Regions from separate parts of the Homo sapiens genome. Here region 2 is linked to region 1. A link is a loop called in an ENCODE intact Hi-C map of the cell type or tissue named here. Cell type or tissue: OCI-LY7. All regions are shown on one strand.

Region 1 (5,000 bases):
GAACTCCTGACTTTAGGTGATCCGCCAGCCTTGGCCTCCCAAAGTGCTGGGATTACAGGCATGAGCCACCATGCCCGGCCTCCAAATGTTTTATTTTAACCAAGGTGGCCAAAATAAAGTCTCATTAATATTTCTCTTAGTTCTCCTAACTTTAGATAGGATTTCTTACCAACTCTAGGCCACTGACCTCCCTTTTCTTAGATCATTTACTATAAAAAAACTTTTAGGCTGTTTTTTTGCTCCTTTGATATATAACTTTTAAAAAATGCCTGTTACCAATTCTACAACCCTGGAATGTCTTTCTTAAGGAGGGCCATCTCCTTGAAATGTAATAATCAAGGAAGATAGAGCCCGTGTCTCCAGTTTCTGTAGGAGGGCAGTAACCAACTTGAGAGGGTGCTTAGCTCCAAGTTATAACAGTACCTCCTATCACGAAGATACAGTAAAGTTTGTGTTTTCTTTAGGTAAGGACAGTTAACACAGATGGCCTACTACCCCCTACTCCAGCTCTTAAAACCTCTCCTGCTAAACTTCTGTACATCAGTAGAGTGAAAAGGCAACCAACAGAATGAGACAAATATATTACAAATAACATATTTGATATATGTATAAATAAAGAATATGTAAAGAATGTCTACAGCTCAACAACAGAAAAACCAAATAACCCAATTTAAGAATGGGAAAATAATTTGAATAGACATTTCTCCAAAGAAGAGGTACAAATGGCCAATAAGCACATGAACAGGTGCTTAGCCTCACTCATCATTAGGGAAGTGAAAATCAAAACTACAATGAAATACCACTTCATATTCATTAGGATAATTATCAGAAGAACAGAAAATAACAAGTGTCGTCAAGAATGTGGAGAAATCTGGATATTTGTACCTTGCTAGTGAGAATATAAAATTGTGTAGCTGCTGTAGAAAACCGTGTGGTTGTTCTTCAGAAAGTTCAACACAGAATTACCATGTGATCCAGCAATTCTACTTCTAGGTATATACTCAAAGGAATTGAAAGCTGGGACTTGAACAGATATTTGCACACCAACATTTATAGTAGCTTTATTCACAATAGCCAAAAGGTGGAAACACTCCAAATGCCCACCGACAGATAAATGTATCAATAAAATGTGGTTAATACATGCAATGGAGTATTAGCCTGAAAAAGGAATGGAATTCTGATACATGCTACATTATGGATGAACCTTGAAAACAGGCTAAGTAAAATAAGCCAGAAACAAAAGCACAAATATTACATGATTCCACTTATATGAGGTATCTAGACTAGTCAAATTCATGAGACACAAAAAGATGAATGGTTTACTAGGGGATATGGGAAGGAGGAATTGGAAGTTATTATTTAATGGACATAGAGTTTCTATTTAGGGTGATGGAAAAGTTCTAGAAATGGATAGTGGTGATGTTTGTACAACACTGTGAATATACTCAGTACCACTAAATTGTACATTGAAAAATTGCTAAAATGGGAAATTTTATCTTATGTATATTTACCATAACACAAATATTAAAAAAAAAAAACCCAAACCCAATTATCTTCCCCTTTGTTTCAGTGGAGTTGAGTTCATGCTATATTCTGGTCTCTCTCACCTATTGCAATAGCCTTAAAGTAAGTCTTCCTTGACTATGTAACTTTGTCCAGGCCAATTTTTGCTTAGACAGTGTGCATTTCTGGCATTGCATTGAACATACTGTGAATTGTGTTCAGCTACTTGAGCACACATCTGCTTCTTTGTAAGCTTTTAAGCCTTTTGAGGTCAGGAAGCATTTTGTAGTCATATTTTTATCATCCAGGATGGATGACCAGGTGTCCTTACAAATTAGGACCCAAAAAATTCTGAAACAAAATTATTTCTATTTTATATACAGAGTTTGCTTGTATATAAGTGACATCTTGTGGCACCAAATGGAATAGTCAGTACTGTATTAATGTTTTCTTTGAACAAATAATGCTCTTTTTAGAGATCCAGATCCTACATATCTATTTTAAAGCTTGCCTAAAATAAGCATTGTTACAGTCAGAGGGCAACCAGTTAGTGGTATTTCTTAATTATGGTTTCGTCCACTTGGGTAGACCCTACCAGGGACAATTTGTGGCTGGATCAGGTCTGGTAACTTATTGATTGTGGCAGCGGGTGGTCCGGAGAGGCCACTGCCACCCCACCGGCTGCAGTGGGGAGGTGCGAGGGGTGGCAGCAGGAACGGCTGTGGGAGCAGCAGTGGCGGTGGTGGGTCCCCTGTGCCCCACGTCCCGGAAGCAACCTCCTGTGCTGCCCCCAAACTCATGCAGCCAGGTGGGACCCGACCCTAGGCCCGGAGCTTTCATCACTCGGGACTCTGGCCCCACACTGCTGCTCTCACCCACGCACTGCTGCTGTGGGGAGGGCGTGGGGAGGAGGCGGAGCTGGGCCCGGGGCTGTGCCACGCTTCACGCTTCACGGAACCAGCGGGAGCCAAGGACAAGCAGGAGCCGCCCCGCAGCCCCTTGGGGGCCGCCGCTATGAGGCCAGGCCAAGTCGCCCAGCCCAGAGGGGGAGTGATGGAGCCACGCGATTGGGCACAGAGGAGTGGGCAGAGAGGCACCCAGCAAGGACCTGGAGCCCCCGCCCCAGGCTGTGAGGAGGCATGGCCCGGGCTGCCTGCACATTCCACAGAGCAGGCAGGAGCCCCACCTTCCCAGGTGCAGGACCCAGGCCGTCTGTGGGATCTGTACCCTTGAGGTCAGGAAGGCCCCCCTGTCCCCACAGGCTCGGGGAAGCCTGCTCCTGCCTGGCCTCTCCCTGTTCCCTGCACTGCTTTGATCTTGGAGCTGGGTTGGGGCCAAGCTCAGGGCAGTGCTGACACGCCAGCCCCCTGCTGCCTAGACCCCCTCCGGACTTTGGGCACTGAGGAGTACAGGGGAAGCCGAGGGGTGGCTGAGAGCAGCTTGGTGCTGGCCTACAGGTGCCCCTTGACTCGAGCATTCTGGGCTCCATGGACAGCTGCAGGAGGCAGACAGGCTGTTAAGAGGGTAGAAGGGGGCAGGTCCCTGGTTAGGCCAGGGAAGGCCTGAAGGCTTGGGGCTGACTGCCCATCCAGTTGATAGGAGTGGGAGGTGGTGGCTTTTCTGGCCACCCGCCATGGCCTCTCATAGACCAATCAGCGGGCACTTCTGAGGCCATAAAAGCCCAGGACTCAGCCAGAGCTGAACAGATGACGGGATGACCAGCTGCAGAGAGGAGCTACCCTCTCTGCTGGTAGCTGGACCATGGGAGGAACAGCTGCAGAGAGGAGCCACTCTCCCTGCCAAGAGTGAACACTTGTTGGGACGACTTGCCTGCAGAGAGGAGCTACCAGCTCTCAGTTAGGAGCTGAACACTTGACGGGACATCCTGGCTGAGGAAAGGAGCTGCCCCTTGTGGGAGACTGAGCTGTTCTATCGCTCAATAAAGCTCTTCATCATCTTGCTCACCCTTCACTTGCATGCGTACCTCATTCTTCCTGGTCACAAGACAAGAACTTGGGACCCACTAAATGGCAAGGCTAAGAGAACTGTAATACAAACAGGGCTGAAACATGCCCCTTGCTCCCCACGTTACAGGCAGAGAGAAGGAGAGCTGTGGCCCTTTGGGGAGTCTAGACCTGGGAGCTCCCTGAGCCAGGGCTGTGACTCCTTCTTTGAGGCCCTGTGGTTCCTGGCATCTCCAAGCTTCCAGGCACCACTGCTTTCCCTGGTGCCAGCCAGGGAAGCTCCTTGTGGTGCGCCCTGTCCAGCTGCAGCCTCACTGAGAGCCGGCGCCTATGCTGGCATCTGGAGCTGCCCGCCCCATGGCAGCAGCTGCATGTCTGACTGCGCAGTGGCCAGACCCCGTGCTCACACACACAACTCTTGCTGCTCCATGCTTGACTCACTGTCTCCCTTGGAGGTGTGGGATCCAGGCCAGTAGCATGAGCTGAGTACAGCCTGCTAGGCCAAGTGGGCAGAACGAGCCCAGTGGGCTGAGCAAAACTTGGGCAAGGCCTCCACCAGCCACAGGTTTCCAGCCAGGAGAAGGACACCTCAAAGATCCCATAACATTACCAAACTTGAAAGAGATTTCCCTAATCAAAATTATTAATTTATTGATAATTAGCAGAAAGATAATAGCTGAATCCAAGGAAAAGAAGAAGGTGGGTAGGCTATAAAGGCAAGAGAGCCCTTATATAATAAAGGCAACAGAACTTACAAAGATGCCTGATAAATGTCAGGTGCATTGCTAATTCCCTTGTTTCGACAAGGGAAGATTTGGGGCTTGAAAAAATACCTGGAGTTGCTGGTGTTTTAGTGAATATTCAATTTATTAAAATTATGAGTTTATAAATTTAGATTTCTTAAGACTTTAATCTCAAAATGCTAATTTTATTATAAATTCAGAAACTTATTTCAATTAAAAAGTCTCTTTTTCTTAACACCTCAGGGGATTCTTAAGTGCCCTGGAGTGTGAGAATCATTGTTCTGTAATGTATAATAATTTTCAGCCTTTTTTTTTTAAATAAGTAAGGTTTCTAAATTCCAATTAATGAATCTCTATTGACTTGTTTTCTCAGTGAGGCTGTCAAAGGGAAGCTTGATAGCTTTGGCATGAAATTCCATAGCATGTGTGGTTCTCATTGACATATGCTAAACCTGTTTCCTCCAGCCAGCAGTGGTTTCAGGGGAGTGTGTCTGACTTTTTCCTGAGGGTGACCCTGATAAAGAAAGAGAGAAAAAGAAAAGAATAATAAAGCAGGCATTGAAAGCAGAGAAACGTAGTGGTCCCCACTGTAGAATTTGATTCATTTCTTGCCCCTTTCTTCCTTTATCCAGGCAAACTTATTGAACAGGCATTCGTATAACTGGGCCACTGCCTGCAGAACATCGCCAGGATTTGCTCTGATTCACGTTTGCATCTATTAAAACATAACCTTTGGCACATTAAAAACTAAGAGTTTATTTGAGCAGACTGTGACCATGAAACAGGCAGG
Region 2 (5,000 bases), 210 kb before region 1:
GAATGACCTTCAAATATGTAATCCTCTCAAAACCTATTACATAAGATAAATACGATTTTTTTGTTATCTGAGTCTGTTATCTATCTTCAGGGGTTGGTTTTCAATCCTGTTCAGGTCATCTGCAACCACAGTCCACTTTGGCAAAGCTACCAATGCAGAGAAGAGCCTGGGCAGGTAGGCAGTCGTCCAGCATCCAGAGAGAGAAGAGCAGAGCCAATGGGACCAGCATGCGGAGCCCGCCCAGAAACACCAGAAAAGGGTGGAACCCAGCCTCAGGGTGAGGGAGGCCAGATTCTGGCTAGAGACACCAGCATCTGAGGAGGAGTCAAGTAGGCCAACAATGTTATTTGCATCCATTTGGTAGGCCAGAATAGTAGCTTTAAACGCCAGTGTCAGATTCAAGATCACCACAGAGTAGAGCAGTGGTTCTTAAACCTTAGCTTGCACTAAGACCACTTGCAGGGCTTATTAAAACAGATCACTACTTCAGCAGGTCCAGGGTGAGGCCGGGTGACCTGCACTTTTTTTTTTTTTTTTTTTTGAGATGGAGTTACCCTCTTGTCACCCAGGCTGGAGATGGGGTGGCGCGATCTCGGCTCACTGCAACCTCTGCCTCCCGGGTTCAAGCGATTCTCCTGCATCAGCCTCCCGAGTAGCTGGGATTACAGGCGCCTGCCACCACACCTGGCTAATTTTTTGTCTTTTTAGTAGAGATGGTGTTTTGCCATGTTGGGCAGGCTGGTCTCGAACTCCTGACCTCAGGTGATCCACCTGCCTCGGCCTCCCAAAGTGCTGAGATTACAGGCATGAGCCACCATGCCTAGCCAGTGATATTCCTTTAAAACGGTACAGGAAAAGCATGAACATGTGCAGATTTTACTGCAGCCTACATTCTGACAGTTCTGTATGAAATGCTTAAAAGAGACATCACACCTGTTAGTTGCAATCAAATATGCCATTAATATGTTCATTATTGTAATTTAGTAGCATTAGAAGTGGAAGGAAAAGCTAGTGTTACAATCCTGCAGCCTGTTCTAACTCCTAGCAATAAGGAATAAATGCCCCAAAGGAAGTACTGCCTGAGATCATAAAGAGAACACTGGCAATGCAGCCCTCAAGCAAGTTCCACCCACATCTTGGGCTCTGTATCTGCTTGGGCTGTGTCTTTCTTTATCTGAACTTTCCATTTGTGTGTGACTGCCACCCACTTTTTATGAGATCATGGAGTGTGGAGTCCTGTGTTGTGGTTAATGAGGACTAGAAGAACCTTGGGTTTAATTTGGGTTTGCTGGGTGGAACTACAATAGTGTGTCCCCTTTCAATCCTCTTCTTTTGCCTTGAATGACAGGAAATGACTGGGAAGAGGGCAGGTTGGGCAGGCTGGTGAGAGTGTGCCAATCTCTGGAACCTACTAACAGAGGAAGAAGTCAGTGTCCCAAAGTAGAAGGAAGGTGCAGGGATACCCTCCTTACTGGGAGGGAGGCAAAAAGATCACCATAAAAGGCAGAGTGTCCTGCACAGAAGATGCAGAAGCCTCTCCACTCCTCTTAGGACAAAACCTAAACGTCCCAACACAAGCACAACGCCTCCTCTCGAGTTTGTAATTAATCTTCCCCTTGCCTTTGTTGCCTTTTCTTCTGCACAGCTATTTTAGAAGCTTTAAGAAAATATATATATTTCTGAGTGTAATAATGGTATTATTTCTTATATAGTTAGATATAAACTCCAATAGATGGGAAAAAGGATATGAAGCATGAGATTTGCTCTAAAATATTCTAGCAAAAATACTGTAGAGCGATAGATGAAAAAGAACGGCACAGAATGTGAATCTTTATTGAAGCCGGAGATACTAAGATGAAGACTCATTATATTCCCCTCTCTGTTTTCCTATTTGAAATTTCCCACAATAAAAAAGTTTTAATGGGTGGTAAAAAAAAATACTAATAATATAAAAATACATTTTTCCAGATCCACACCAGGGCCTAGGTCAGAGGATGGAGGCAGGTCTTCCAGAGGACTGTGCCTACCGTTGTGCACTGCACAACCACTGCAAACCAGGGTTTGCCTCCTAGTCTTCAGAGCTTTGTGTAATTATTACAATCCTTTCCCAGCAGATGGCAGTAATTTCTCTTGAGGAAGAGGCACCTTTTCCTAACTCACACAAAGTCACCTCTGGGCTGATAGCAAGGCTGGTCCTCCAAGACTGCCCCTGATGACCAAGTTTCTCAGGACAACATGATAAACAAGCTTGTTTGGGTCCAACTGTACTACACGGCATGTCCCATACTGTCACTCAAACACGCAGCCACTCTGCCTGGGCTGCACTGTGAGGTGTCTCCCTTACCACTGCTGCTGCCTTCCAGAGCACCCTTACACACCATGCCCACCCCATCCTCACAGGATCAAGAAAGCCCACTATAGAAAATTTAGAAAATACAGACAGAAAAGAAAAATCAGCCACAAATCCACAGCCCAGAAATAATCAAAGCTAACATCTATTAGTTATTAGCTATTAACATTTTTCAGTCTTTTTTATGTGTTTTTGAGACAGTCTCCTGCCTAGTTGGGGCTACAGATGCACGCCGCCATACTCAGCTAACTTTTTGGTATTTTTTGTAGTGACAGGGTCTCACCATGTTGCCCACCTGGTCATGAACTCCTACGCTCAAGCAATCCACCCACCTCGACCTCCCAAAGTGCTGGGATTACAGGTGTGAGCCACCATGCTCAGCCATGTGCATTTTTAAGAAGAAAATTGGGATCATACTCTACAGGATGTTTTAAAACTTGTTTTCAGTTAATAATATCTTGTGAACATTTTCTCAGGATATTAAGTATTCTGCAACATCAAGTTTAATGACTGTAACAGTGTGACATTGCATCCTATGTTAAAATATTTTTTAGGATTTGCTTTTTTTAAGATGAGAAGCCTTACATGTGTTCAGAGGCAGAACAAAAGGACTATTTTGAGACAGGGAAGTGAAATCCATTGGGAAAGGAAGCAACCCAAATACCACCTGGACATGCAGACCCTCTGCCCAAGGAGTTTGAAACAGAGTGACTCCGTCTTGAGTAGAAGCTGGGTAAAATAAGGCTAAGACCTACTGGGCTGCATTCCCAGACGGGTAGGCATTCTAAGTCATAGGATGAGATAGGTTGGCACAAGATACAGGTCATAAACACCTTGCTGATGAAACAGGCTGCAATAAAGAAGCTGGCCAAAACCAAGATGGCGATGAGAGTAACCTCTGGTCATTCTCACTACTACACTCCCACCAGTGCCATGACAATTTACAAATGCCATGGCGAACATGGTAACATCAGGAAGTTACCCTATATGGTCTAAAAAGGGGAGGCATGAATAATCTACCCACTGTTTAGCATATAATCAGGAAATAACCAGCCAGGCACGGTGGCTCACGCCTGAAATCCCAGCACTTTGGGAAGCCGAGGCGGGTGGATTGCCGGAGGTCGGGAGTTTGAGACCAGCCTGAGCAATGTGGAGAAACCCCATCTCTACTAAAAATACAAAATTAGGAGGGCATGGTGGCACATGCCTGTAATCTCAGCTACTCAGGAGGCTGAGGCAGGAGAATCGCTTGAACCCGGGAGGCAGAGGTTGAGGCGAGCCGAGATTGTGCCATTGCACTCCAGCCTGGGCAACAAGAGCGAAACTCCATCTCAAAAAAAAAAAGAAAAAAGAAAAAAAAGAAATAACCATAAAAATAGGCAACCAGTAGCCCTGGTGGCTGCTTTGTCCATGGAGCAGCCATTCTTTATTCCTTTCCTTTCTTAATAAACTTGCCCTCACTTTACTCTATGGATTTGCCTTAAATTCTTTCTTGTGAGAGATCTAAGAACCTTCTTTTGGGGTCTGGGTCAGGACCGCTTTCCGGTAACATCTCTGCAAGGAGCTGACTGGTGAAATCCTTATGTCAAGATAATTCCTTTCATAAAACAAGAAGAATTACTAGAATTATACAGAACTTGAGATATACAAGAAAATAAAGATTCATAAAATGGTTTAAAAAAAGCCCAATTCCAAAAACAATGCAATGATTTGGAATATGTGATAATTATTTTCAGGATACGCTTGATCTATCTCAGAAAGTTCAATAACCAGGGTTAATGGTTATCACTTATTTTCTCCCACAAAGGGAGAAATTTTTTTACCTTTTTTTTTTTTTTTTGAGATGGAGTCTCGCTCTGTCGCCCAGGCTGGAGTGCAGTGGCACCAACTCGGCTCACTGCAAGCTCTGCCTCCTGGGTTCACGCCACTCTTCTGCCTCAGCCTCCCGAGTAGCTGGGACTACAGGTGCCTGCCACCACGCCCGGCTAATTTTTTTTTGTATTTTTTAGTAGAGACGGGGTTTCAGTGTGTTAGCCAGGAGGGTCTCGATCTCCTGACCTCATGATCCACCCGCCTCGTCCTCCCAAAGTGCTGGGATTACAGGCATGAGCCACCACGCCCGGCCACCAGCGTGTCTCTTAGATATTAGGTAATCAGTGGGGGTAGCTATCATCATCATCATATTATTATTATTTGATATGTCATTGTAGAGAGTTCAAGTGGTCTGCCTAGTTTCTAAGGAAGAATATGGATAGATCCCACACTGGAATGAGATGTTCCAGGCTGCCCAAGGTATTGCCTTTGACATTTAAGTGGTAGCTTTTGGTGTGCTAGTGCTAACTGTTAGTAGCTATTTAAAGCATCTTGCTAGTGAGGTCAAAGTCATAAGTTCAGTCCCTTTGTACCAGTTAACTGCTGCATGGCTACAAATAAATGCTTTCTACCAGCCCCTCTACCTCAGGGACATACCCACTAGATGGTAAGTGGGGTAAATGAGGACCCATCATCACCACTAGAGAAAACAAAACTCAAAATGCACGCAGTGCTGACAGGGTGGCAACATGACCTTCCTTTAGCAGGGCCAGCCATTTAGCTAATTTAAGTCACAAGGAATAAAAGCCAGAAATGGTGTGAAGGCTAATTGATATCT

The links. Hi-C counts contacts between places; a loop is a spot of excess contacts. Peaks named below come from ENCODE experiments on the same cell type or tissue, not always from the same donor. Only the 100,000 strongest peaks of a DNase experiment are listed, where the experiment ranks them.
Region 2: a loop joins it to region 1, with 8 times the contacts of the local background. A loop is called at or near these places in 15 of 110 quality-filtered maps.

What each region holds. Positions count from the first base shown.
Region 1 is chr13:37,067,287-37,072,286 of GRCh38, forward strand. No RefSeq gene overlaps it. Among named protein-coding and RNA genes, the nearest start is that of SUPT20H, 10 kb to the left of the region's middle. In OCI-LY7, CTCF peaks have their summits at 1,910 (motif pointing left) and 2,112; DNase peaks (open chromatin) are centred at 775 and 1,815; H3K4me3 peaks cover 374 bases; H3K27ac peaks cover 2,191 bases.
Region 2 is chr13:36,856,278-36,861,277 of GRCh38, forward strand. All of the region lies in intron 5 of SMAD9 (SMAD family member 9), which reads right to left. Among named protein-coding and RNA genes, the nearest start is that of RFXAP, 40 kb to the left of the region's middle. In OCI-LY7, CTCF peaks have their summits at 2,117 (motif pointing right) and 2,316; a DNase peak (open chromatin) is centred at 2,114.